Regions from separate parts of the Mus musculus genome. Here region 2 is linked to region 1. The links are chromatin loops, found by intact Hi-C in ENCODE. Cell type or tissue: heart. All regions are shown on one strand. Each heading gives the region's core, and the rest is flanking DNA. Links, peaks and the distances in the headings are about the cores only. Region 1 overlaps Tmigd3 (transmembrane and immunoglobulin domain containing 3). Region 2 holds the start of Gm46838 (a long non-coding RNA gene).

Region 1 (11,320 bases), core at 1,076-9,075:
TTTCTGGTTTCTGGTTCCTCCTCTTAGGCTGTGGAGTAATGGAGGGCAGCCTGCCAATCCTCCCTCAACCTTCTCCACCCCACACCCCTGCATCTAGTCCATGGGCAGACAGCATCAGGAAACCACATTACTTTACTTCCCGCTGAAGGGTTCCCCCAATAACTTTATTTCCCTCGGCTTTTCATTAAAGCTATTGTTATACAGAGTCTGTCTCAGCATTTCATCACGGTTAAAGATACTACATTGTTATTGCTTATACTGAAGGTTTAAGAGACCTATTTCCCCGAGGAGGTTCTAGGAAGGATGTTGCTCTTCTAATACCTCTCCTGCTCTGTTCATTAGCTTGGTGGCGTAGGTTGTTCCTGGGCAGCCAGGAGCTCAGAGTGGGTCAGCACAAGCCAGGCTTGTCTCAGCAAAAAAAAGACTTTTCTAGAAAAGCTGCACGCATTGTCTCAACTTCAGGCTTCTAGTATCCTTTTTTAAATTATTTTTTTATTTTTATGTGTGTGCACACACTTGTGTGAAGGTGGCATAGAGACCAGAAGTCATCATCACTTGCATGCAGCTGGAGTTACAAGGCACTCAGAACCACCTGGTGTGAGTGCTGGTAACTGACATCAGGTCCTCTCAGAGAGTAGTGTCTCAGCGTTTCTATTGCTGTGAAGAGACACCATGACCACGGTAACTCTTTTTTGTTTTTTTAAATGTATTTATTTATTTTATATTTGTGAGTACACTGTAGCTTTACAGATGGTTGTGAGCCTTCATGTGGTTGTTGGGAATTGAACTTTTTAGGACCTCTGCTCGCTCCAGTCAACTTTGGTCACTCAGTCCCTGCTTGCTCCAGCCCAAAGATTTATTATTATACATAAGTACACAGTAGCTGTCTTCAGACACACCAGAAGAGGGCATCGGATCCCATTACAGATAGCTGTGAGCCACCGTGTGGTTGTTGGGATTTGAACTCAGGACCTTCGGAAGAGCAGTCAGTGCTCTTACCCTCTGAGCCATCTTACCAGCCTTATAAGCAACTCTTATAAGGAAAACATTTTACTGAGCAGGCTTACAGTTCAGAGGTTTTATCCATTATCATCATGGTAGGAAGCATGGTGGCACGTAGACAGACATAGTGCTGGAACAGTAACTGAGAATTCTACATCTAGATCAGCAGGCAGCAGGAAGAGACCATAAGCCACTAAACCTGGCTTGAGCTTCTGAGACAGTGACAGTTCCTCCAACAAGGCCACACCTCCTAATACTGCAACTCCCCTATGAACCTAAGGGAGCCATTTTTATTCAAACCATCACAAGTTGCCATTGCTCTTGTTTGTTTGTTTGTTTTAAAGATTTATTTATTATTATATGTAAGTACACTGTGTTTTTGTCTTCAGACACACCAGAAGAGGGCACTGGATCCCATTATAGATGGTTGTGAGCCACCATGTGGTTGCTGGGAATAGAACTGAGGACCTCTGGTAGAGGAGTCAGTGCTCTTAGCCGCTGAGCCATCTCTCCAGTCCGTGGCAAATGCTCTTAACCACTGAGTCAAATCTCCAGCCCTGGCTCCTGGTATCTTAGTTGTCATGCTCTGTTCTTTTATTATGAGCACATGCTTTTGGGAAGACTGCAAGTCACAAATAACGAGCACATAGAAGGAACTTTGGTGTTGCTTCCCATTCACCCATAGGGATTTGTGTAATTCTAAAAATAAAATACCCAGCCAGATGCATGCTTGGAATCCCAGAAGTTGGGAGGCTGAGGCAGCTTGATCTCTGTGAATTCAAAGCCAGAGCAGACTGCCAAGGTTACAAAGTGAGACCCTGTCTCTAGAAACAAGAAACAAAACATGGCAAAGCTGTCATTTTAATTGAGTATCTTGGAGAGGACTCAATAACAGAGCTTGGGGCACTGATGCCCAGAAGTATCCGGGATGGTGCCACCCACGGCACAGGCAGAACCCACTTACCATTGTATGTACAATCAACTCCCAAGAAGGATCAAAGGCGCTGGTGGGCAGCCAGTGGCCCCTCCCTCACTATGGATTCCATTTCAGCTTATGCTATCCTCTCTTTGAGCACTTTTATGCTACTTTGGAGTTAAATTGTTTCTCCCACTTCCTATTCAACTTTGGACCTCCAGGAGCCTCTTATAACACCTGGCAACATGGGAGACCTGTTTTATGTTGGAGCTGAATGCATATATTATTCCCAGGTCTGTCCCCACCCTACCCCCACACACATCCCACCCCAGCCCAAGAGGGTGCTAACCATGTCACTGTGTTGGGCAGAAGCTGAGAGGAACGAGAGGGTCCATTTTTTGTTTCTTTGTTGCATCTTTTCCCTGCAGTCTTTTGGGGTTATGTTACTCAGTCTGGTTAAGAGGCCCTTAGAGAGAATGCCTTACAAGACAGTTTGTGGCTTCTCTATGCTTGTTTACCACCACACGTCCATTCTCTCTTCAGTGTGATTTGTCTAATCTGATGCCATGGGCACCCTGTTTTCTGTGTTCCATGATCAGAGCTCTGTCATTTGTTCTTGGCCCTGTTCTTCTTGCTTTTTCTGTAGGGCTTAGAACTGTTCCTGGTGTTACACTCATCACTTTTCTTGTCCCAAATCAACATTCACAGTGAGATTTTAGAGCACAAGTGTGCTAGAAGTGGAATTGAACATGAGAGGAAACTGGTGCCCAAAGTGACTGGTTTGAGGTCAAAACCGGCTAGCCAGAACATTTAGCTCCTTGTTTATTCTGGTGCCCACCTCGCTGAGCCCACAGATGAACACCCTAGGACCACCCAACCAGACAGTGATCCACTGCATGTATGTGTCATGGCCAGTCTCCCTGCCCTGTCCATCCAGGTTGATGTGCCAGCCAGTCATATCACCTCTTACTGGAAGTTACCTTCCAGACCTTCAGCACTCAAACCTGTGCCAGAGTTCTCTGCCTCGGTGAGATTCCCGCATCGAACCACCTCCTGTCCCACTCCATGTACACACAGGGCTTCTGCCTCCAGGTGTCAGGCCTGTCCCACTGCATTTATGCCCTGAGGCCCAGCCCCGGGGAAGAAATCAAAATGGGCTGGCTGCCAGCGAGTGACTCAGACGTTGAACATGCCACGTCCTTCTTGCTTTGTGAGCTTTGTTTCTAAGCGGATAACCTTGGCCACATTGCCCAATCTCCCATGTCTTTAATTCCTCTTTGGTGAAGGAGGAAGATTATTCTTTGGGACCTGAAAGAAGTAAAAAACACCCAACATCTGGGGCAGGGTCTGGACCACTCTTAGAGTCCTGCACCCATGCTCTTCCTGTGGGCCTCATGGGCACCGGGCCAGTGACTCCTCATGAGGTGCTTGCTGGTTACTGAACCAACAGGAAGCGTCTCTATACCCACAGACCCTCTGTGAACCGTGAACTGCAGGCTGGCTGTGCCCCTGAGGTTGGAATGGTCTAGATGTGGCTTTCCTTGGCACCTTTCTCTCGTCTTTTGTTGAAGAAGCTTTTTGCTCCAAATCCTCTGTTGGTTTTCTGAGCTTCAGAAACTGGACTCACCCGAAGGCGATGGCAGGACGGCGATGACGTCTTCTCCTATCTTCTCTACTTGCCAGGAAGTGAGTGGCTTGACCGCATGAAGAAGCTTGTGCCAGGGTTCAGCTATGAGACCGCCCCCCTTCGTGAGCCCAGGCAGAGGCCAGCCTGGGGGGTCTGACTGCAGGCAGTTCCTAGACAGGCAGGATGGAGCACCCGCAGCCACAGGGGCCTCTCCGTTGCTGCAGGTGAAGCCTGGCTATCTCAAGAGCCCGCCCTATTCAGAACCATAACCACAGTTTCTGTGTCTTACCTGTCACTCATTCTGGAGGGCGTGGCAGAGCACTTGGCACTTTTCAAGGCTATAAAAAGGCCACCTTCTGGGCAGGGTGTGAAGGTTGATGAATATTATGGTCACCTCCTGCCAAAACAGCTGCTTGACAGACATGAAACGCACGGCACACAATTTACGATTTAATGCGCAGCCTATTCATTTGTGTCTGCACTTGATCCTGAATACCAAACACTTTCTAACCTTTCATTAACCTTGGAATAGATCCTGACTGTGAAGGGCCAAGGAACCAGAATGACTCTCCAGTCATTCCCGGGCCTCCAGGAGAATGGCTCTTTCTGACCTGAACCCTCCAGGATGACTCAACTGACCCACTCTGGGCCCTGCCAGATGGAAGCCAGATAGATGTTGTTTTGGTGGCCCCGGCTGCAGCAGAGGCCAGCAGAAGTCTAGGTCACTGCAGATGGTCCAGTCTCTGGTCCTTTCCAGCCCCCACCCCATCTCTATCTAGTTCCCATGACTGGGGCCTTTTGTGTCATCCTGAGGTTGGCACTCTCTCACTTCCCGACAAGAATGCTGGCTGTTGTTTCTGAGCAAATGGAACGAATGACCAAAGAGAACCCCAAGCAATCTGCAAACTGGAAACATCTGCAGGAGGCGAGGGCAGCTGCTGGCTGGGTGGGGCTCCAAGGAACTGCCGGAAGGTCAGCCTAAGGGAAGGTTGCTCCAGAAACCTAAGTCCAAGCAGGGGGCGTGTCCTTCTGGGAGAGGGAAAGTCAGTTTTCTTTAAGGGCATGGCCCCTGGAAGGTCAATCACACTACTGTGGGTGGATCCACACCCACTAATATATGGACATCGAGAACGGGTTATAAAAATAATTTTTTAAAGGACATGAAGTTAGGAGGGGTTGGGGGTGGGCGTATTCTTGGGAGGAGTTAGGGGAGGAGTAGGGAGTGAACATGATCAAATATGTTGTGTGTAAGGGTGTGTGTGAATGTATGTGACTGTATGAGTATATGAGTTTCTCTGTGTGAGTATGTGTCTGTGAGGGTATGTGACTATGTGAGTATGTGTATGTGAGTGTAAGTGTGTGTGATCCTCAAAGGATTAATAAACATTTTTAAAGGGTTACTTCACGACCCTCCTCACCTTCCACTTACAGAACTCCTTGCCTGGCCCTAACCAAGTCAAGGAGCTATGCTGTTGTTCTCCTAAATACCATTTAGATGTTAGATGTGGCAAAGCCGAAGTGGCTCTCATTTCACAGACCCAAAGAGGAAGCAGGTGCGATGACTGCCCTACCCACGGCAAGTAAGGGAGGGCGCAGGTAGGAGGGATGCATGGTCACGCACACACAACACCACATCACCTTCCGTAAAGGCTAAGTAGCTCGCCAGAGGCTTGGATAGCAGCTGCTGGAGTCAGGTGACACAAGGCCTGGAGCAGATCAACAATCCAGCTGCTGCTTTGAGAGCTGGATTTTCCTCACTTCTGCAGTAGCTGAGGTTGAGCGTCAGAAGCTTGGGCCCAACAGAAAGGTCGTGCAGAGCCAGCTCTTCGTCTGCAGGGGGAAATCTCAAAAACCCAACTATTTCTTGACATGGACTCTGAAGTGGAAAGAATTTTCTAAGCGTCACATGGGAGTTACTGTGGAAAGACACAGACTAGCTTATTTTGCCTGACTACACAAGGGCTACTCAACCAAGACTTCTACCTTCTGTGAGACCTGATCTGTGTTCTCTTGGGTCTTGGCAAGGAAGTACTAATTTCTAAACTATTCCCTCCCAGGCTTCAGCCTGCATGTATGATATGAGAGAGAGAGAGAGAGAGAGAGAGAGAGAGAGAGAGAGATCTTTGAAATCAGAAGAGGGTGTGGCTCTGTGTGATCCCTGATTAGAGCTGGGGACCATAGCAATCTCCTGAGAAGACTAAGGAGGGCCCTTCCGGGAGGTAACCAGAGGTTGAACGAGAAACCACAGACATGCATTATCGCAGGCAGCCATTGGGCACCAGCTGCACTTCAGGGCCTCCACCATATACTGAAGACAAGAGGAAGTGAGAGGGATCAACAGGAACTCGGTTGAGGCCGTCCCCCACCCCCAGGAGCTACCGAGATCTCCACTCGCCTCCTTTGATATGTACGGTGAAGAGACTGACTGGGACAGGTTGCTGATTCATCAGCACACAGTCTGAGGATGCTAGAAGTGCACCTAGCCAGACATCCTATCCTCCCCAGGAACTCAGAGAGACCTCGGAGACCACAGAGGGCAGCCCAGCCTGGTTCCAGAAAGGGGAGCTCTTCGGAGGACAGACCATTTGAGGACACAGTAGCACCCCTGTATTTATCTGGATACTACGGATCCGGTCAGAGGATTCCGAAGTGGATGCTGTGTGCTACCTACACACTCTGAGACTAAGCCTTAGGCCTGAAGCTGGGACTCCTCCACACTGTCCTGTCACGAGTCCATTGGGGGGTGGAGGGATTGCGTTCAGCCTGACCGAGTCGGCACCATTGGGCTCCCCACTCAGCCTTTGCCATTTGCCCATACAAAAACAGCTCTCACCTCCCACAGCCTGACAGGCTGTGCCAGAATAGGACTACCAAGGAAGCAGAGGACACAAGCCAAAAGGAAGTCACAAAGATCAGCTTAAAAATAACCCTCTCTTGTCTATCATGAGGAGGAGCTCTGAGGGAGATATAGCCCAGGGTAACAACAGAAAGGTCCCACAGCAAATCAGCAGAGGTTAGGCTTCAAGCACCACCCCCCAACCCACTTCCGCCAGCCAGCATCTGTTTCCTTTCCTATATTTAAACAACCAGGTTAGTGAACTTTTAGTGCTTTTTCTTTTTTCTTTCTTTTTTTTTTTTTTCTTTCTGGCCAGGGCAGAGCAGGACCTTTCACAGAACACATGGGCCATGTTGACACTTGAGGTCTTATAGCCTGTTTTGTTTTTTTTTTTTTTTTTCTGCTCAGTTTCTGTATATGTGGGACCCAAACATCCTGAGACAGCTTCCAGCCCCATTATTTTTGTGCCTCAAGAAGAAGAGCTGGAACGTGTGAGAACCAGAGGTGGAAGGATGGTGGGCAAGCAGCTGGGAGAGTCACCCAGATGCTGTCCTACTGTGGACAGTGCAGGGCACTTTTGATAATGGTTTGAATTTGAACTATGCTCTGACCAGTTCAATTTTTAAACCCTGGCTTCCCAGCTTTTGATGATAATTTGCAGGCGGTAGGAGAAGCCTGTTTAGCTTCAGGAAATGTGTCAGCATGGGTGGCCCTTTAAAGGTTTATACCAGCCAGGTCCCACTGGGTCACTGCTTCACTGTAAAGAACATTGCTCCTGCCAAAACCTCCCTGCTGCAATGGCCTGAAACCATGAGTCAGAACCACTGTTTGCGTCTTTAAGTTTTATTGTCTGGTATTGTGTTGAAAGGATGAGAAAAGTGACTGATGCATTTGTCTAAGACCAGGAGAGGCAAAGGGGTCCTGCAGGACACCAGAGATACAGACACTATCATCTGCACCAACCCCAAGTGCTGCCGGGACAGTCTCTTCACAGTTAGGCCCTCAAGACTCCACACTATTTCCAGCGTCATCATTCTCTCTCTGATAGAGCTGCATAAGGGAAGGCTACTGTGGTTCTCCAGTTTACAGCCTACGTTATTCAGGTTATGGTGGCTCTGTCTCACCACACACACATACACACATACACACACACACACACACACACACACACACCACCCTGTACTTGCTAGGAATTGTCTCAGGTCTCAGGAATCTTCTAGAACAGTGGTTCTCAACCTTCCTAATGCTGTATTCCTTTAATACAGTTCCTCATGTTGTACTGACCTCCCCTCATCATGAAATTATCTTGTTGCTATTGATAACTATGTTTGCTTCAGTTATGGATTGTAATGCAAACATCTGATATTTACTATGGTCTTAAGAAACCCTTGTGAAAGGGTCATTGGACCCCAAAGTGGATGAGTCCCACAGGTTAAGAATCCTAAAGATCTCTCCTTGTGGTGGGGAGGAATGCTGAGTAACCTAAGAGCCCATACTCCTTGTCTTTGGCCAGCAGGTCTCATACATCACTAAGAGATTCTCTCTCTGGATGACTCTGTGCTGCCTGACATTGCAGGGTGAGTTGACGGGACCCAGCAGCTATCGCTGCAGTAAAGCAGAAAGGCCCCTGCCAGCAGCCTTCTGCTCTCCTCTCCACATATCCAAGCTGCCAGCAGATAGAGGTTAGGCTTTCACACTTCCTTTCCCTGAACATAGAAACCTCCTAACTTGTTAATGTTCTGGAGATCTGCCCTGAGTTGAACATTACTGAATTTCAGCCCACAAAAACACAGGCCAGAGGGAGTGTTTCAAAAGCCCAGCTCTGCCCTTCTGCAGCTGCGTGATCTTCAGCAAGTGACTAACTATTGTGAGCCCATTTCCACAACTGTCAAATGAGATTCAAAGAGATACAGAGAGGTGTGAGAAGTCGTGGAGATGACATTTATGAACACCTGGCTCCTTTCCTGCAGGTCCTCTGATGGTTTCTACTGCTGGGTGGATTCTTTGCTTATTTGGTTGGAGTCCCTTTCATACTCTATATTAAATACTTTAGAGGCTCTTGTTGAAATCAGTGTTCTTCTGAGCTGACAAGATGGCTCAGCAGTAACAGCACTCACTGTCAAACCTAACAAGTGGAGTTTGCTCCCCAGAACCCACACCGTGGTAGAAGAGAACTGATCCCTGAAAGTTGTCCTCTAACCATTACACATGTGCTGTGGCACAAGTATGCCTACACACACACACAACTACAAGTAAATAACAAATGTTTTCTTAAAAACACTCCTCCTAGTGTTCTCCCTAACCACTTCTCTGCAAGAATAGCGAGTTATCAGTTGAATGCTTGCTATGCTATGCAGACTGGCCCTTCACATGCCTTAATGGATTTCCTACAAGACAGATATTATGATGGCCACTTTACAGGCAAGCAGGCTGAGTTAAATTATATATATCAGGCCCCAGAGCCTCCACTTGAAACCTTTTGGCTAGACCCAGGCTACAGTTGGATGGGCTGTAGTTACCACTGTTTATAGAGAATTTTCTGAGCTCTACCAAGAGGTGGGTGATCCTTTTTCAGAAGTTGGTTTGTGTGTGTGTGTGTGTGTGTGTGTGTGTGTGTGTGTGTGTGTGTGTGTGTGTTTCATTTTGTTTGTCTGTTTTATGTTTTTTAACCAAACCACACTAAACAGATCATTTACTAATGACAGCACTGTTAATTTGGCACCTACAAATCTTGTGTCAGACTCTAAATGCACTGCCCCTAAGCCAGGGATTTTTTGGTTTTCACTCCACTGTCAGTTTGGACGAAGTAACTTCTCATTGTGAGGGTCGATGTCTATTGTGTACTACTATGTTACTGGATATTAGCATCACCCATGCCTTCTACCCACTGAATACCAACAGCAGTCCCAACTCCCCAAATCATGACAATCCAAAATGCCTCCAAGTCTTGCCAAATATTTCAGGGTGGGGGTGCAAAGTCCCTACTGGGTGGAAAATGCTTGCTGCTTTGAACACAAAGTCTGAACTTTATAGAGGTTAGGCTGTTTTCCCAAGATCACAGAGGCTGGCAGGCACAGCAGAACCGAATCTGAACCAAGGCTTAAATGTTTACTCTGGAACCATGCTTTTAGTTCCTAAATAAAGAAAGCACAACCTTGATACCTCAATGTATTAAGCTGTCATTACAGCCTTGTGTCCCTTGTGCCTAAGATCTGGCCTGAGCATCCATCTATCCAACTTTTTTTTTTTTTTTTTTTTTTTTTTTTTAAGGATCACTATGAAGGTTAACATCTTGGGAAACAAGGACCATTCTTTTTTTTTTTTTTCCCCATAAACTGTGTTGTTTTTTTATTAGATATTTTCATCATTTACATTTCAGATGCTATTCCGAAAGTCCCCTTATACCCTCCACCTGCCCTACTCCCCAACCCACCCACTCCCACTTCCTGGCCCTGGCATTCCCCTGTACTAGGGCATATAATCTTCTCAAGACCAAGGGCCTCTCCTCCCATTGATGGCCAACTAGGCCATCCTCTGCTACATACGCAACTAGAGACATAAGCTCTGGGGGGGCGGGGTGTACTGGTTAGTTCATATTGTTATTTCTCCTATAGGGTTGCAGACCCCTTTAGCTCCTTGGGTACTTTCTCTAGCTCCTTCATTGGGGGCCCTGTGTTCCATCCAATAGATGACTGTGAACCTCCAATTCTGTATTTGCCAGGAACTGGCATAGCCTCACAAAAAAACAGCTATATCAGGGTCCTGTCAGCAAAATTCTTGTTGGCATATGCAATAGTGTCTGGGTTTAGTGATTGTATATGGGATGGATCCCCAGGTGGGACAGTCTCTGGATGGTCATTCCTTCTGTCTCAGCTCCAAACTTTGTCTCTGTAACTCCTTCCATGGATATTTTGTTCTCCCTTCTAAGAGGGAACGAAGTACCCACACTTTGGTCTTCCTTCTTCTTGAGTTTCATGAGTTTTGCAAATTGTATCTTGGGTATTCTAAGTTTCTGGGCTAATATCCACTTATCAGTGAGTGAATATCATGTGTGTTCTTTTGTGATTGGTTTACCTCAGTCAGGATGATATCCTCCAGATCTATCCATTTGCCTAAGAATTTCATAAATTCATTGTTTTTAGTAGCTGAATAGTACTCCATTGTGTAAATGGACCACATTTTCTGTATTCATTCCTCTGTTGAGGGACATCTGGGTTCTTTCCAGCTTCTGGCTATTATAAATAAGGCTGCTACGAACATAATGGAGCATGTGTCCTTATTACCACTTGGAACATCTTCTGGGTATATGCCCAGGAGTGGTATTGCTGGATCTTCTGGTAGTACTATGTCCAATTTTCTGAGGAACCGCCAGACTGATTTCCAGAGTGGTTGTACCAGCTTGCAATCCCACCAGTAATGGAGGAGTGTTCCTCTTTCTCCACATCCTCTCCAGCATCTGCTGTCACCTGAATTTTTGATCTTAGCCATTCTGACTGGAGTGAGGTGGAATCTCAGGGTTGTTTTGATTTGCATTCCCCTGAGGATTAAGGATGTTGAACATTTTTTTCAGGTGCTTCTCAGCCGTTCAGTATTCCTAGTTGAGAATTCTTTTTTAGCTCTGTACCCAATTTTTAATAGGGTTATTTGATTTTCTAGAGTCCACCTTCTTGAGTTCTTTGTATATATTGATATTAGTTCCCTATCTGATTTAGGATTGGTAAAGATCCTTTCCCAATTTGTTGGTGGCCTTTTTGTCTTATTGACAGTGTCTTTTGCCTTACAGAAGCTTTGCAACTTTATGAGGTCCCATTTGTCAATTCTAGATCTTACAGCACCAGCCACTGCTGTTCTGTTCGGAATTTTTCCCCTGTGCCCATATCTTCGAAGATTTCCCCCACTTTCTCCTCTATAAATTTCAGTGTCGCTGGTTTTATGTGGC
Region 2 (11,320 bases), core at 2,164-10,163, 68 kb after region 1:
TCACCAGCCCTAAAGAGCCTTCTCATTAAGGATTGGTCCCTGTCTTTGTTCTATAAGAACAAACCATACACAGACCTAGGTCTCTCGTATCATCACTGATTAGCCCATAGGTCTGTCCTCTATGAATTGTAGTAAAATAAAATATATCACTTAGTTTTCTTCTCCTCACCCCATACTGAGAGTTGAACTTAGAATCTCACAGATGCTAGGTGAGCACTCTATTCCCACCCAATGTAAATTAATGAATTTCTAGTCTAAAATTAAGTCAAGCAAGTAAAAGACTGTTTATATCAATTGAGGTAAAATTTGTAGATAAACTAAGTTGTAATAATTGTGAAAGGAATGTAAGAAACATCTTCTTATAGTTAGCTATGTTTATTTATTTATACCTTTGGGTTGTAGCATCCTTTTAAGTATTAATACAATTATTACTAACATTTTATCTTTTTTCCTTGATTTTTTATTTACAGTTTGTTTCGTTCTTGAGACAGTCTCTCATTCTGTGATGGCCTCAAACTCACAGTCATCCTTCTGCCTTAGTCTTCTAGGTTTTGTATTTTCAGATGTGAGCCACTACACTTGGCTTATTTTCTTAAGGACATAACTTTTTAAGTGGAAAAAAACCCCTAGTTTACTAGGAAAACACCTTAATCTGAATGTATCTACATTCCAATGGAGCTTGCTATATGAAATAAGAGTCCAGGCACTGTGGTGGACTTTAGCTAGCTTATATTTTCCCACTTTGTTGTGTATTTGAATTTCTCCGAGGTTTCATCCCAACCTACCTTTCACCATTACTCCGTGCTGGGTCATATTCCAGTGCAGCTGAGCTTCTAAACACTCCCAGAGCTGCTCTATTTTCTACAGTGCACTGTTTCCTCTGCCTGGGCCTGGCTTCACTCCATGGAGAATCTCTTGCCCCGTTCCCACCTGCTTACCGACTAAGCACAACTCAAGTGTTAACACTTCTAATGCTTCTCTGATTCCTTTCACCCTCTCTAGATCCACATGTCATTTCAGACCTCTTATTATATCTGGTTTTACTTTTTAACTTGTCAGGAGCAAAAATTATTACAAATTAGGCTGGGAAGAGCACAGTGCTACTTTGCCGAGCATGCACAACCACACCTTGGGTTCAATCCCAGCACTGCAAAAACAAACAAACCAAACCAAACCAAACCAAATGTTACTTTAAAGTATTAGTTTTAATTTTATACTGAGGTTATTTTTCTAACTATTTTTGTTCTTTTGTTTGTTTATTTTTCGAGACAGGGTTTCTCTGTGTATCCCTGACTGTCCTGGAACTGGCTCTATGGACCAGACTGACCTTGAATTCAAACATCTGCTTGTCTCTGCCTTCTGAGTGATGAGATTTAAGTTGTACGGCACCACCACCCAGCCTCTATTTTAGCTCTTGAAGACAATATATAACTCCCAAGAGAAAATATTTGAAGTGCAGTGAAAAATATCTTATATTCACCTTGACACCCTTAGTTCTATATTACTCACTTCAGGTGATAGATAAAGTATTATATGAATAGTTCTATTAATCTCTTTAGTCTCATATACTGCTATTTTGACTATATATATATGCATATATATGATCTCTGATGTAGTTATGAAAGAAGTTGCCTAGGGCTTTCCTGGGAACTATGTTCTTACTAATGGAGTGTTCTATCTGCATCGTCAACTTTCCTAGTTCTTGTCCATACTGCCCTCAGTACCAGGCACTATTCTATGCTGTGGAGATTAGGCTTGTAAATAAAAGGAGCTTCCTGATCTTGTGCAAATGCATTCTAGGGGAAGTGGAGTGGGTGCAGATAACCCATAGAGCTATATCTTTCCCACATCTTTGCCAATATTTAGACCTTTTTGTCTTTAATTTTACTTATCCGACATATAAAATGATTGATTTAATTTTAATTTGACCATTTGGCTTATCTCCAGTTATTAATACACTTGACCAGTGATTTCTAATTTTAATTTTCCAAGATTAGCATGTCATTTTGGTTTGTTGTTTGTTTTCAGTTAGGGGAATTTTTGAGATGGGTCTCAATATGTTACCCAGGCTGGCCTTGAACTTGTGATTTTCATGCCTCAGTTTCTCTGGTGCTAGGACACAATTTATGATGCTATACTTGGCCAAAACCTTTTTTAACAATAAAAAAATATTTTTAGTTATGTGTATATGTGTGTGCGGGGGTGGGGGGGTAGGCATGTGTAAGTATGTACAGGTACCCAAGGAAGCAGAAGCATCAGGTTTCCTGGAGATGACATTGCAGGCTATTGTGGGCCACCTGATATGGATGCTGGGAACCAAACTTGGATCCTCTGCAAGAGAAGTAGGTGTTCTTAACCACTGAGCTGTCTTTCCAGATCCTAGAAATATGTTTTGTTGTTGTTGTTTGTTTGTTTGTTTTTTTCCAGGAGTGAAGGGTTGAGAAAAGGTCTAAGTATGTACTTTTAGCTGGCCTGGAACTCACTATGTAATCAGGCTGGTCTGGAAATCAACAGAAATCTGCCTGACTCTGCCTCCCAAGGGCTGGGATTAAGGTGTATGCCACCATAGCTAGTGAAACACACACACACACCCATTATCTTTACAGTTTCTAATTATTGGTTTCTCCTATTTAGGATCACATCTGATATTTACATTTTAACCTTGTATGTGTGGATTTTGGTATGCTGTTATTATAATAATTTGTAGTTTGTCTTGAATTTCCTAGGTAGATAACCATATTGATTGTAAATAAAATTACTTGTTCATTCCTTTTAAATTCTTACATGCTTAATTTCTTTTTATCATGCAGTTCTTGCTAGGACCTCCAGGGCTGAGCTTGTAGACATCAGGGATAGTCTCATACTATTTCATGATTAAGTCAGCACATACATTCTATTGTATACATTGCAAATGTATGGTGGATACCACCTAACAAGCTAAGGATGCTTCTTCTATAACTATGCTGATAACATCTAATGTAAATTAAATTTCAGAAAATGTTTCCTCTCCATACATGGAAATGATCACTATTTTTCCTTCTTCAAGGTATAAAGTAGCAAATTAATATGTTTTCTAATGTTCTAATTGTGTTCTGAGAGAAGTCTGAACTTATGTTAATTCTGATTCACTGCTGGATTTAATTTTCCATACGTTTGGGTTTTTTTAGGAATTTAACATCTGTATTAAATGAGAAATGGGTCTATAAATTTTCTTTTTGTCCTTTTCCTTTGGTACCAAGATCATCCCAGCATCCTACAAAAAGTTGTGGTCAATCTCTCTTCTCTGCTTCTTTATCTGTGTGCTGGAGTAGATTTATAAGACTGGGGAAACTTTTTCTTAGGCATTTGGCTACATTTACTTACAAACCTCTCAGTCCCTTGTGTGCTTTATTTTTACTTTATTTTGTTTTGTAGTTGGATGTTAAGTTACAAGTACAACTGCTTAGAAATAGCTGTAGTTCTTAAATTAGATTTTCTATTTCTTCTTGAGTCCACTTTGGTAAGTTTCATTTTTCTAAGGAACTGGGTATGTCATGTAATTGTTCAAATTTACTTGTATGAGGTTTATGACATTCTTCTTATTTTATAAATTCTGTTATATATGTATATGCATATATAAATGATTTTCCCTTTTAATCTATCTCAATTTTATTAGTCTTTACTGCTTGCCAAATTCTGTTTTCTTGACAGTTTCTATTATAACTTATTTTAATTTTGACTTCTATTATTTAGCATTTGCCTCCCTCTGCCTTCCTCTGTGCTGCTATCCCTTTATCTTGAGCTCAACACTTACAGCTCCTTAATTTCTGATTTCTTAAAATTTCTAATGAAGCTTCTTTCAGGAGAACCTGGGAACATATTTTTATTTGTTATTTGCCACTGTACACATTTTCTAATTTTAGTTATGATTTGTTTCTTCATTTGTATGATTATACCTAAAGCTACTTAGAATTGTGCTTTATTGATAGAGACTGGAAGATCTCTGAGTTCGTCTATAGAAGGCATTCCAGGTTGGCCAGGGCTACAGAATGAGGCCCTGTCTCAAAAATTAAGTAAAATAAAATAAGTCAGGTATTTGGGTTTTGTGTTGAAGTTCTTTGTTCCCCCTGAGTTTTGAACCTAGAGCTTTGTGATGCTAAGCACGCCCCCTACCACTGCACTGTATCTCTAGCCCATGATTTACTCCCAAGGCTATTTGAAAGTGATGTTTTTTAATTTGTAAATGCATGGTATTATTATTTTTATTAATTAAAAGGATGTAATCTCCATGGTACTAAAGTCTTGTTGCCTTGGACTGTGATGGCATGAGCCATCAAAAACCTGGATCTTTCTTCTAGCCCATCAAATACTTGGCTTCATTTGCATACTGCTTTGTGTTTCAGTTTCCAGAAAAGTAGTTGCTCTTAGCAGCTATATGCACTCTCTACATCATGAACATCCCAGCCTCATGAGAAGGAAGCAAGAGCCCAAAGTCAATAACCTCAAAATTCAACATGAGTTGTCCTTAATAGCTCCTTTCTCTCCGAATTCAAGAGTTCAGCTGAATTCTGGAATCACTTCTTGGAAGCAGCCTCTAGCCCATGCCCCAGCTTTGGACCTGGACAACTGGCTCTAATATTCAGTATTGGGGAGAATATTTGTCTGATAAATGAATGCATAATTAGAAAGGAATGGATATGCCCAGTGGGTTCTCATTCATTTTGTAAGCCTTAAACTACAATCAAAGGACAAATATCACAAATAGTAATTTTATATTTATTCCAAAGAGACTGGAGCTGGAACAAGGCAAGTTAGCAGCAGAAGCACCAGGAATGGAGCATCCCTAAGGAGAAAGATTTGTAACCATATTCTGAAGCCTTTCAAATGCATTCTCCAAATCCTTCTGGACGACCTGACATGTAGTTTCTAGGTTTTGTTTGCTTTGTGGTTGCTGGGAATTGGACCTAAGGCATACTAGGCAAGCATTCTACTATTTAGCTGTAACCCTGGCTCACACATGTCTCTACTGTTCATGCAATGTCTCCCTGTTCTAGATAGCAGCCACTCCATACCAAAATCAGTCCACAGAACAAATCCAGATAGATGAGATAAAGGTTCGCACACATTTTGGAAGCAGGGGTCAGAGAACAGGGAATGATCAGATTGTGTGTTGTAGGCTGGGCTTAACTCTCAAGTAATTGTGCTTTCCACCCTGTTCTTGGCCAAGTCAACTCGGCTTGGGTGTGGTTGCTTAAAAATATTCCCAAGGAGCAATGACGCTTCCCCTGGATGCCTGAACACATCATCTCTGTTGTTGAGAACTTGTGGCTGTGTGTCCAGGACTCTCAATGAAGTTTTAATCAAAGCCGTGCTTCCTTTCCATTGTTGCTTTTGGAGTGGCCTTGCTCAGGAGCGCTGGCGTGGACAACAGCACCTCCGTTGACCTTTTCCACAGCAGTCCTTGAATTTCTGCCCCACCCCCTCCCATCTGCTGGCCCTACTTCCTCTCTTCTCTATTTTGGCACCACTGGGAGTGGCTCTTCTCAGTAAAGTGGCTGAAGGGTAATGAACCCAAAATACCTAAGTAGCAAATGAGTCACCGAACTTCCACAGCTGGCTGTGTTGTGGGTAAATAGCAGAGAGGAGGTAACTGCAGGGGTGGGGGTGGTAGAGGTGGCTGACAGCAGGCTGAGGGGGTGGGTGGAGGGGGCAGAGAACTTGGTTGGCTTGCCTAGGTGAGATCAGCACTGTGGCCTATCACACCCTGACTGACTCAAGCTAAGCCCAGGCCCCCTGGGAACTGCTAATACTGGGCTGTCTAGTAAATCTCAGCTGGACAAGGCACTACACTGATAACCCTCTTTTGCGTCCAAGTTCTGAGTCTTGGAGTTTGGAATTCTCTAAGTTGCTACAAGGCTGCTAAGCCAAAATGGTATTTCTCCAGGCCAGCCCATTTTTAGATTTATGATATCTCAGTATCAAGATTTAGGACCAAATTTAATTTAATTTTCTTTTGTATTGTTTTGTTTGCTGCGCTTTAAAAAATGATAATCTCCTCTCTCCTTCTCTCTTTCTCTTTCTCACTCCCCCTCTCCCTCTTCCTCACTTTCCTCTTCCTTTCTCTCCCCTCCTGTGTGTGTGTGTGTGTGTGTGTGTGTGTGTGTGTGTACCTGTTACTGCATGTATGTGAAGGTCAGAGGAAAACTTCTGTAAGGTGGGCCTCTCCTTCTCCCATGTGAGTTCTGGGGATTGAAGTCAGGTGGACAAGGTAAGCAGAAAACGCCTTTTTTCGCTGAGCCATCTCAGGAGCCCTCACTGAGCTTTCTAGAATGTATCTTTTGCCTAAAACTTTAACTTGAAGTATAATAGTGCAGCTGAGATGCCCAGTCCAGCATTGTGATGAACTAAGAAGCTGCTGAGACATTTCTGGTTGCTGCCTCATCAGGACAGGACCAGCTTTGCCTCTGAGAACCTACTCGGTGTCTGTCCTGGTGAGAACCTACTGGGTGTCTGCCTGTCCTGGTGAGACCCTACTGGGTGTCTGTCCTGGTGACTTAGGAGATGATTCCTGCTTCTTGTTTTTCTAAACATAAAAAAACCCCGAGTGGGCTAAGCCCTGAGCACTTGTCTAATGGTCTGATTTCATGGAGAACAATCTAGTCAGCCACTCTGCTTCTAAGACCTAAACTGACACAACAAGAAACAAGGGAGGGAGGGAGGGGGTAGAAGGAGAGAAAGGAAAATGGAGAGAGAGGGGGAGAGGACAAAAAAGTATCTGTGCAAAAAACTAGGACTAAGAAGCATCCAGGACTCCTAATGTGATATGACTGCAAGAAGAATTTTGAAAACAAAAAGAAACATTAAAATGTCCTCTGAGAAAGATGATATTAGATCATGGGGAAGACAGGATCTGATCACTCGCTGTCTGCTTTCTCCTTTAGTTCAAAACCAGGAACTTCTGGAGCTAACTTTCAAACAGAGACAAAGTTAGTTGATTCAGTGCTGTTCCGCTTGACTTGCCCCTGCAGTGGGGCCTGGTGTCAGTCTAATGCTTATCTCCTGTAGCTCCCCCACCCCCAGCCCGCATAAGTGGAGAACCAGATGCCATGACTTGGAAGGAGAAACCTTGATCTCACCCGAGAGTGGGAAGACACAGGCCACATGACTTGGCAACTAAAATGAAAACAACTCGAAACACACACACACACCACCACCACCACCAGCACCACCAGCACCACCAGCATCACTACCACCACCAGCACCACCAGCACTACCAGACTTCAGTCTTAATTGAGGCATAATTTCTGGTTCCTATTTAGTTATTTGGTTTCTGAAAACTCCTCCCTTTTGCACACCAACTAGAAAGCAGCTGAGAATTCTCCTTGGAAATGAATGGTTCATTTGAATCATCTTGGGAAAGTGTATATTTCTTATTGGAAGTCTTCATTTAAAAATGCTTTTCAAAACTAAACAATCAATACACACCTGCAATGAAAATACAATAAGACCATTCTCAAAATTAACTATACTTTCAAGCCTCACACAATAACTATTTTTTTCTTTTTTGAGACCAGGTTTTACTACATATCCCTGGGTGTCCTGGAACTTGCTATGTCTGATCTTGACTTCAAAAATCTACCTGCCTCTGCTGAGACTAAAGACAATTGCCATCACACCTGGCCACACACTAACATTTTATGAATATTTTCTTCTGATCTTTCCATGGGCACAGACTTAGTCATTTAACACAGTTAAACTCATTCTGAATGCATAAAATTATATACCATTTTCTCTGTTATATGGTAACGTATCCAGTCATGATTGTTTATTATTTTTATTTATTATTATTGTGTGTGGGTGTGTGCTGTGTGGAGGTTATAGAACAACTTTGTGGAATCAGTTCTTCCTGCTACCTCTACATGGGTTCTGAGGTTCGGCCATCACATTGCCAAGCTTATGCAGCAAGCATCTTTACCTGCCAAGCCACTTTACTGGCTCATCAACTATGGTTATTAATGGATACAATCAACATTAAATAATCAACATTTCAATTAGTCAGTGTTTGTGTTTTGGACATTAAATTTGTTTCCATAATTTTTTTTTAAAGTATGACGTTCAAAATTTGGAGACTTAAAAAGATTTCACATAAGCTTTACAATTCAACGATTTGGTAAGTCCCATTAGCATTTGTTTCAATAACCCAAAAGTTGCAGATGAGCCTTCAGGATAGATTCATGGGGGAATCTAGCAACTCATGAGAATATAGCAATCGCCTACAACAATAGCCCCAGTCACCTAGCTTGTATCCCCCTTGTATTTGTGATCACAAGTCTTACCTCTAGTGCAACATTTTCAAGGACTGTGTGTGTGTGTGTGTGTGTGTGTGTGTGTGTGTGTATGTATACCATTTTCACTCTATGAAAAGCACAGTAAAGAAGAGGTAAAGTCAAAGCCGAGGATCTTGTTTTTTAAGTATAAAGGGCCAGATTATCACTTATTCTGATTTGGGTTTCCTGGTTGAGGCACTTGCCCGTGAGTTAATGCTTTTGAATTCTAGTTAAGGTAGATTGAAGGAGATGGAATTTGGCATCATTAGGATGAGGTAGAGTCAGCTGTGGATATAGTTTTTCATTGCCATTTAACTCCCAGTTATATGGCTGTCATAAATCATTCCATGCAAATGTTTTCTTTCAAAGATGCCCTGTGCCATACAGAGCACAGTTCTGGAGTGTGTGCTTGCTATTTTTCACATTTTCAAGGGCCTGCCTGATCAAAACAACTTAAGGAAGGAAGGGTATATTTGGGTTCACAGTTGGAGGATACAGTCAGTCTATCAAAGTGGAGAGGCAGTGTGACGGGAGCCTGAGATGGTGAGTTGCTTTAACTCTGTAATCAGAAAGCAGAGAAAGACTGTCCCTGGTGCGAAGATCATGTCTTCCTTTTTATTCATCTGGAAATTCCAGCCCATAGAACAGTGCCACCAACAGCAGGGACCCTATCTAGAGGCTTCCTCACAGCTGTGCCCAAAGGTTGTCTCCTAGCTGATCCTAGATCCAATCGAGCTGACAATCAATATTATCTCTCCTGGTGCTCAGTACTAAATACTTCTCAGGGCTATTTCACATAAGAACCTGAAACTCAGAGGCAAGTATTCTTCTCCCTGTTTTCTATGTGAGTCGATTAAAGAGCAGAAAAGTAAAATATAACCCAAAAGCACATGGCTAAGAAACATTTGAGTTAGGACTAGGATCCAGGGCTAGCCTCAAAGCTTATGGTTTTCTATGACATAGTGCTACCTCACTCATGAAACCTTATAGACAAGTATCAGCATAACTCTAAAAAATGTTTTAATCCTTGTCCACCCAAGGTAAAGTGTTCTCCAAGACCCAGGCTCTTCCATAATGAGAACAAACTGGAGGCTCTTGAGAGGACTTAAAAGATACCTCATGAAGAAGATATCAGCCAAGTCAACTATAGATGATGGAAAACCTTCGTCCCATGGAGGCTCTGACAACAAAGATGCCACAAGATGGGACTTCTGCTAGAACACTTGCTTGCCTGAGCATGTGCATCAAGCCCTGGGTTCCTTCCTAGCACCACAAAATTAAAAAATAAACAGGACAGCGTCTCTCACTCATTTACTCCAAAACCAGTCCTTGGAACATATTATGGTTGGTGATGGTAACGGAAACTATTGCTTCTGCTGCAGTTTTTAAATGAATCATTAGAACATAACATGACTGGCTATTTTCCCACTGGACTTTAGTTATGTAATATTAGGGACTTCTCCACTGTTACGTTTTTATTCTTAGGACAGTGTATGATCTCTAGTAGATTGTCTTATTCCATTTGGATTGCTATAATACAGACTGAGTATCTCCAACAGAAATTAATTTCTCACAACTCTGGAAGTCGGGAAGTTCCAAGAGACTCTGTCTCTTGCCAGCCTGCTTCCTGGTTTATGGATAGCAGTTTTCTCACTGTTCTCTTATGGTAGGAAGAACTGAGAAATTCTCTGGGCATATCATTATTAGTTTATCTAATATTGTGTGCTTGTGGGCCTTCACACATGCATGTGCCACAGTGTGTATTAGCAGGTCTGAAGGCAACTTGTAGGACTTGTTTCTTTCCTTTAACCATAAGAGTCCCAGGATGAAATTCAGGTCATCAGATTTGGCATCTGTAAGCCATCATGCTGGCCCCACATTCTCTTTTATAAAGACATTAAACCCATTTGTTAGGATTCTAGCCCACAGTCTAACTACCTCGGAAAGTTCTGCCTTCAACATCATCAACCATGGGGACTAGGTATCAAAATATGAGTTAGGAGAGGGGATGGATATTACTAGTTAGTCTATAGCCTAGATGCTCCAGAAAATTTGTTATACATATGGCTGAAGATATTATCTGGCCCAAAGGCATAGGTTGGTGTTAAGGATAACTTCATGGACTTCATGGACAGAGGCATCTTCTAGGGTGTATGGGTTAAACCAAAATGGCCCAAATCAAGAAAAGTGAGGGAGTCTGTGTGATCAGTTCCCATGTTTAATATCCATCATACACTCCAGGTCATAAGTGTGAAGTCATCCGAAACAGGAAACGGAGGCTTCTTCTCACTTGCCCTTGCATAGAGTTACGATAAATTCCTTTCTTCTCCATGACTCCCGAGTATAACTGAGTTTATGCTAGACTTAAGTAGGCAAACCCCTTCTAGAGAGGGAACTTCCAGAATCCTGCTGGCTTCTCCAAGGAGAAAGCTAGGCTGAGTGTGTGGAATGAGCCAAGTCTCTAAGCAATTAATATTGTGGCTGAGAAATCAAAAGCAAGACTATTACAAATAGATTTTGTCATAATCCTATAGCTCCCAAATGTGGAAACTCCAGGCCAGTCCAGGTCCCGGCAGAGGCTCATCTGCTATCTTCCCAGTGCAATGCTTGTCTGTTTATATTTGCTCATTTCCCTCACAGAGTGCCAGGAGAGAAAAAGTGATCTTTGAAAAATTCATCTGCTAGTATTTATGCAAACACTTTTCTCTCCAAGTGTGGGTTTAGCGATGTGACCGAAGCAGACACAAATGCCTCCAGCAGACCCCAGGGGAATTTTAATGAAGAAACAAGGTTGTAGGGGAGATGTTCCTAACGTGACAGAAGTTGTTGGTTGAGGGGCCTGAAACAACTGTCTTCAAACCAGCAGCGTTCAATGGAGTAAAAGTTATAGCTTCGAGCTCTAGCTTTGGAGGTTCATTTAAATTGGTTACACACCCTTTACTGAGTTTCTGCCATAGTATATTGGGCAGGTGATAAAAATGTAAGATCTTTGGCTGATAACCCAGCTGTCATTG

What was found. Hi-C counts contacts between places; a loop is a spot of excess contacts. Peaks named below come from ENCODE experiments on the same cell type or tissue, not always from the same donor. Only the 100,000 strongest peaks of a DNase experiment are listed, where the experiment ranks them.
Region 2: a loop joins it to region 1, with 6 times the contacts of the local background. A loop is called at or near these places in 10 of 42 quality-filtered maps.

Annotation. Positions count from the first base shown.
Region 1 is chr3:105,887,217-105,898,536 of GRCm38, reverse strand. All of the region lies in intron 1 of Tmigd3 (transmembrane and immunoglobulin domain containing 3), which reads right to left. Among named protein-coding and RNA genes, the nearest start is that of Adora3, 12 kb to the left of the region's middle. In heart, for the core only: a CTCF peak has its summit at 5,343; DNase peaks (open chromatin) are centred at 3,076, 3,746, 4,376, 6,516 and 3 weaker places; H3K27ac peaks cover 2,921 bases.
Region 2 is chr3:105,820,059-105,831,378 of GRCm38, reverse strand. It overlaps Gm46838 (a long non-coding RNA gene), which reads left to right and starts at 5,526. Exons shown (of 2, transcript XR_001784065.2): 1 at 5,526-5,625; 2 at 9,347-9,612. In heart, for the core only: a CTCF peak has its summit at 2,835; DNase peaks (open chromatin) are centred at 5,388 and 7,088; H3K27ac peaks cover 935 bases; H3K27me3 peaks cover 1,840 bases.